Linked DNA regions of Homo sapiens: region 2 is linked to region 1. A link is a contact called in ENCODE Hi-C or POLR2A ChIA-PET data. All regions are on one chromosome and are shown on one strand. The core of a region is the stretch at or near the end of the contact, and the rest is flanking DNA. Distances in the headings are between cores, read along the strand shown. Region 1 overlaps MTHFD1L (methylenetetrahydrofolate dehydrogenase (NADP+ dependent) 1 like). Region 2 overlaps LOC124901432 (a long non-coding RNA gene).

The links. Hi-C counts contacts between places; a loop is a spot of excess contacts on that map. ChIA-PET counts read pairs that join two places held with the same protein, here RNA polymerase II (POLR2A).
Region 2: a map of sigmoid colon shows a loop between it and region 1 (2.4-fold over the local background). The contact joins two enhancer-like sites. A Hi-C loop is called at or near these places in 3 of 168 maps with a recorded cell type or tissue (astrocyte of the cerebellum, breast epithelium and sigmoid colon). POLR2A ChIA-PET finds 5 or more read pairs at or near these places in 4 of 52 experiments (MCF 10A, Panc1, SK-N-SH and 1 more).

Annotation. Positions count from the first base shown.
Region 1 is chr6:151,043,374-151,046,331 of GRCh38, reverse strand. The region is part of intron 26 of MTHFD1L (methylenetetrahydrofolate dehydrogenase (NADP+ dependent) 1 like); the gene reads right to left. Among named protein-coding and RNA genes, the nearest start is that of MIR12131, 58 kb to the left of the region's middle. Within about 2 kb of position 1,536, at least 27 of the 41 ENCODE cell types and tissues checked have a DNase peak (open chromatin) inside an H3K27ac peak, as active enhancers do.
Region 2 is chr6:151,124,463-151,127,162 of GRCh38, reverse strand. The region is part of intron 3 of LOC124901432 (a long non-coding RNA gene); the gene reads left to right. Among named protein-coding and RNA genes, the nearest start is that of MIR12131, 23 kb to the right of the region's middle. Within about 2 kb of position 1,427, at least 4 of the 41 ENCODE cell types and tissues checked have a DNase peak (open chromatin) inside an H3K27ac peak, as active enhancers do.

The sequences.
Region 1 (2,958 bases), core at 287-2,786:
ATCTTTTCTTTTTTTCCCTCCTTGACTCTGAAGAGAAACACCATTTTTCTATGTATGCAAAGAGTAAAAAATCAGAACTAATACACAGGGATTAATAGCAGTGAATTACAAACTCAACTCAGTGGTATAGTACCTGGCAACATTATTACTCAGCATATTTCCCTGGCTGAGGCTGATTTCATTTAAAGTAGTTTTATACTTGTGCTAAAAATAAGTGCATATCACACTAGGGGAGAGAAGATCCTCTACACAAATGGATTGGACCTAGATAACCTTATGTACCAGAGAGGAAAACATCATTCTCATGAGTCACAAAGCTTTCTTCTTCTTGTCAATATGATAAACAGTTTCTGGAAATTGAGAACGACGCTGGTTACTTTCCTTCCTCCTGAACACACCACACTGAGGAGACAGGGATGACTCCTTCCCTATGGGACAGACACACACGTAGCTTTCCCTGGGTTGTGGAGGAAGGCACGGCCACAATACCATCAGCAGCCTGCGGCAGGGACCTCACGATGAGAGGAAGCAGTGGATGCCTGGGCCAGGGAAATGCATATTTGGGAGAAAGCAGGAAATTCTGATGTAGAGATAGGGAAGAACCCTGGGGAAAAGGACTCATGCTGGGAGGGGAGGAGGAAACCACCAGGATCCCAGGATGGGAGACAAAGGACACAGGGACACAAACAAAGTGAGGCCAGATGGAGAGGACAGGCTCATGGGGAGGGCAAGCTCACCGGCAGAGCATGAGCCAAACCTGGCTTATTTCACACTCATCAGAGAGATTGCACAGATGGGGCCAAACCAGGACCCAGGAGCATTGGAGAGACGAGGGCCATTTCAAAGACTTTTGTAAAATAAGCTCAAGGTTTCTTTGTTTATTTGTGGGTGTGGGAGTGGAAAAGTAGTAGGGAAAGTGGAGAGAGGGGGAAAAAGGGATGTGTGATTTTGCAGGCAAGATGCTCCCTGCGGAGGTCCTGGCGGACCTGCTGGGGGGAGTGGCGTTCTGCACGCTCTCACATCATGGGGAGCGCATGACTACATTACTGCTTACACATCTCCAAGTGCAGCTTGGCGGGGGGGTGAATGTTTAATTGTCTCATTGTAACTGGCCGTAAATCTCTGGAAAATGTGAAGGGTCATGCATTTGATTTAAACCTATGAGGGCTGAATGAATTCTCCTCCATGCCTAACCGAGTGAAGCAAGCGTATAACCAACCGTGCATCCCTAAGTAGGGCCGGTACAAAGGGGAGGAAACACCTCCCCACTGAGTTCACAAATAACTTCATCACTGACCTGAATCAGATCCAGCAGGAAACGAAACACTGAGTACATACTTTTACAGTAGAGGGAGGGGGACGGAAAACAAACCGAGCTGAACTGAAACGTGAGAAAGAGCAGAATGGCAGTGAGTCCACGGGCCGGGGCCGCAGCTTTCTTTTTTCATGGCCCTCAGTCCAGTAACCCCACCCAGCATTTGTAGCGGGTGACATCACTGATGCCCCAAACACGCTCCAGCAGTTTCCTGCTTTCCAGAGTCCAGCCAAGCGATGATGTCAGTGGTGCACCTGGGTAAAGATGTGGCAGGGCCGGGTCACAGGGAGTGGGGACAAAGGCCAACCCAGTTAAATAAACTGCTGGTCTTCTAGGGCCTGGTCCCTGGGCAGGTTTCCACCATGAGATAGGTACAGCCCAGGCCAATCCCGACAGGAGGAAAAAAGCATGTAGTTGGCCGGGCGCAGTGGCTCACTCCTGTAATCCCAGCACTTTGGGAGGCTGAGGCAGGTGAATCACGAGGTCAGGAGTTTGAGACCAGCCTGAACAACATAGTGAAATGCCATCTCTATTAAAAATACAAAAAACTAGCGGGGCGTAGTGGCGGCCACCTGTAATCCCAGCTACTCGGGAGGCTGAGGCAGGAGAATCGCTTGAAACCCGGAGATGGAGGTTGCAGTGAGTCGAGATTGCGCCACTGCACTCCAGCCCAGGTGACAGAGTGAGACTCTGTCTCAAAAAAAAGAAAAAAAAAAAAAAAGAATGTACCCATGCGGTGCCTCCTGTCACCCTCTGCCCAGAAAGGGCAGAGGGGCCAAAGTGAAGGAGTTACAGGAAGACAGAGGGAAGGAAACGGCACAGAGATAACCACATGGGGGGCAGGCCCTAAGCTGCTGGGACCTCCACAGTGTATCCCTTTCCTCCGATTGGGAGAAGGAAGCACCAGTCGTCTTTCTCCACAGTGCCAGGAGCCACCCTGCCCCCAGAGGTGCCCTACATGGCACTGACTACCATCTAAATGCTTCTGGATAGTTTCATTCCTTGTAGATGATATTCCAAATATTATCAGTTGTATTTCTCCACAATTACAATTCCAGTTTTGGGGTTTCTTTTTCCTCATTAAATTTGAAAACCCAATTCCAGTTTTAAAGCTTGACCCTTTTCTTAAAAGTTTAACTTCTCTTTTTATTCAGGCTTCCCACTCAACCCTCAAACTGACTCTGAGGGTGGCCTGGCTATCTAATTTACAAAACCGGCCAGGCTGTCTAACCCCTAGATTCCAGCCCAGAGTGTTGCCACAAATTGCTGTCAAGACACGCCTCTATGTCCCATGTTTGCCAGTGACAAAAGGGTGCGTATTCTAAGTTCTTCAAGTCTCTCTCACTGCCTCAATGCGAAGTCAATGGAAAACAGTCAAATACATCAAAAATTAACTTCCAATGGATTCTACTATGAATTCCAACTTGGTCGGACACCTCTCCAGGCCAACTGTTATGAAAATGCATTGTTGTTTTAAAAAACACTGTGAGAGATGGCCGGGCGCAGTGGCTTACTTGAGGTCAGGAGTTTGAGACCAGCCTGGCCAACATGGTGAGACCCCAGTCTCTTTGAAAAATACAAAAAATGAGCCAGATGTGGTGGCATATACCTGTAGTCCCAGCTACTTGGGAGGCTGAGGCAGG
Region 2 (2,700 bases), core at 178-2,677, 81 kb before region 1:
GCCAAGGCAGGTGGATTGCTTGAGTCCAGGAATTCAAGACCAGCGTGGGCAACATGGCAAGGCCTTGTCTCTACAAAAACAATACAAAAATCAGCTGGGCATGGTGGCGTACACCTGTAGTCCCAGCTACTCAGGAGGCTGAGGTGGGAGGATTGCTTGAGCCCAGGGAGGTCAAGGCTGCAGTGAGTCGTGATCATGCCACTGCACTCTGGCCTGGGTGACAAAGTGAGACCCTGTCTCAAAAAAACAAAAGAAAAGAAAAATGATAACAACAAAAAAACCCAGAAAGAAGTAACAAAAGCACTACTGTTTCATCTCTGTATTTTTACTTTCTGGTAGTTGAAAGAGAAGAAATTGTTGGCCAAAATAATATACATACATATATCCTTAGATCTATATCTATGTCTATCTATAACTATATCTATAGTCATATAGTCATTTGTATTAGAAGATACAGCTCCTGAACTTTATTGCTCTTTAGATACTGATCCATATGAGATTCAGAAGAGACCAGGTAATGCATTTCAGGTTTATTTGTGATGAATATATAGCACCGAGCTTCAGGAACTGATTTGCTTCTCATGCGCATTGGTACTAGTCTGACTGTCATCACTCTGTGACATCGGTCCTCTCTGAAGGACCAAGAGCTCCCCTTCTCTCCTCATTGCTTTAGGCCTGACCTTTACTGAGATCCCCCTCCTAATAGTCTGTAGTCTACGACAGATTGGCAAAGTAAACTTTGGCCATTTCTATGTTTGTTTTTTTCTGCACTGGCAAGAAACAGTCACTGAACATTGATTTATTGAGTATAATTTGTCTGTGTTTTAAAAGTTTAGAAATGTGTTCTTTGGACTACACACTTGGCCTAAAACACCCAGTGGATTACCACACATATACCCCCACCACTTGCCCTACGTCACCAATGGTAGGGTGGCCACATCCACTGTTTACAAGGATCTATTGTTTAGGACTGAGTCATTAGCACAATCCTGTCTTCCTAGGCTTATTAGAGAAATCGAAGACAGGATATTTGAATTGAAAGGTACCTACAAATCCATCTTCTTTGCCACTGATTGATTGAATCCCTTTCATACTGTTTCTTGAGGATGGTCAATCAGTCTTGCTTAAGAACTTCCCCCAGGAGGAAAATCACTATTTACAGATTCCCCAGCCCCTTGCATTGCTAACAGTTTGTATCATGAGAAAGTTCTCGCCCATAGAGTTGCTCTCTCGTTAATAGTCACCTCTTCTTAAAGCAACAAGGCCAGTTTTGAGGAATCTCTTTGTGCCCCTTTTCAGTAGTAGATCAGGGTTTGCACTTCAAAGGATATCGTGGGTGTCTTTTTATGAGTCAAAGGCTTATCATCTTTATTGCAGATCAGTAACAAGGCAGGTTTCTGGAATGTGTATATGGTTTCCGTATAAACAGTCCCCAAACTCATGTATCAACCTGACAAAGTCTAGACTCAAGAGTTTGTTTCAGGAAGAAAAAAAAGAGCCAGCCATGATAGAAAGAATCGCAAGCCTATAAATTGTGCTGAAGTGTGTTTATATAACTAGATTAGAGTTTAAATAAAGCAATTCAACGGTAAACTAAACTACAAGTCCTAGTGGTAAAAGCAACCTCTGAAGAGTCAGTGGAACAGACAGGTTACACTTGTTTTGATTGTGCACACAAGGGAATACTGATTTCCAAACGGATGGCTAGCACCTCAGGACACTGCTTCCAGAGGGCAGTTTTCATCATTGTCATTCTCATTTTGAGAAACTGAAGTTCAAAGAGATGGGTGACTGCCCTAAGTCAGACAGAGCCCTTATTTCAAGGGCCAGGGATACCTATGACCCCTCTGACCTAATCCAGGTGACAATTTACAGCTGATTCATATGACCCTGGTGACTCAAGCCAGTACCCCAAAGCTATTTCCCATTTAATGAGACAAAAATCTCACCTGAGAGTGCCATACTAGCTGTGAATTTTCATCAGATTCTTAGAGATGCCTGCGACTTTCTGCCTTCTCCTCCCATCAATATTTAGAACTCTTGAATCATAGTTCAACTATCAATCAAGTTTTCTAGAGAACCAGGGATATAATTTGCTCAGTGATTTTGGCTTATGCTAAGGGTTAAGTCAGTCAGAAAAGAAAAACAGAGGGACCAAAGTAATATATTCAAGCAATATACTCAAAACCAGTCGAAGAAGAAGCTGAAGGAGGAAGTTTGTGGGGTTTATTTTTATTTATTTATTTATTTATTTGAGACGGAGTCTTGCCCTTCGCCCAGGCTGGAGTGCAGTGGTGCAATCTCAGCTCACTGTAAGCTCCACCTCCCGGGTTCACTCCATTCTCCTGCCTCAGCCTCCCGAGTAGCTGGGATTACAGGTGCCCGCCACCATGCCCGGCTAATTTTTTGTATTTTTAGTAGAGGCAGGGTTTCACCATGTTAGCCAGGATGGTCTCGATTTCCTGACCTTGTGATCTGCCTGCCTTGGCCTCCCAAAGTGCTGGGATTACAGGCGTGAGCCACCACGCCCGACCGCTTGTGGGGTTTATAAGCAAAATCAATGCTTTATAAAATTGTATAGCCATGTGTTAAGTAAGTGTAATTTTAAGGCAAACTGCTTTATACTGTATGTGTACGGTTACAGATACAAAACTATACAATCATATATCACTTAATGACAGGGATATGTTCGGAGAAACA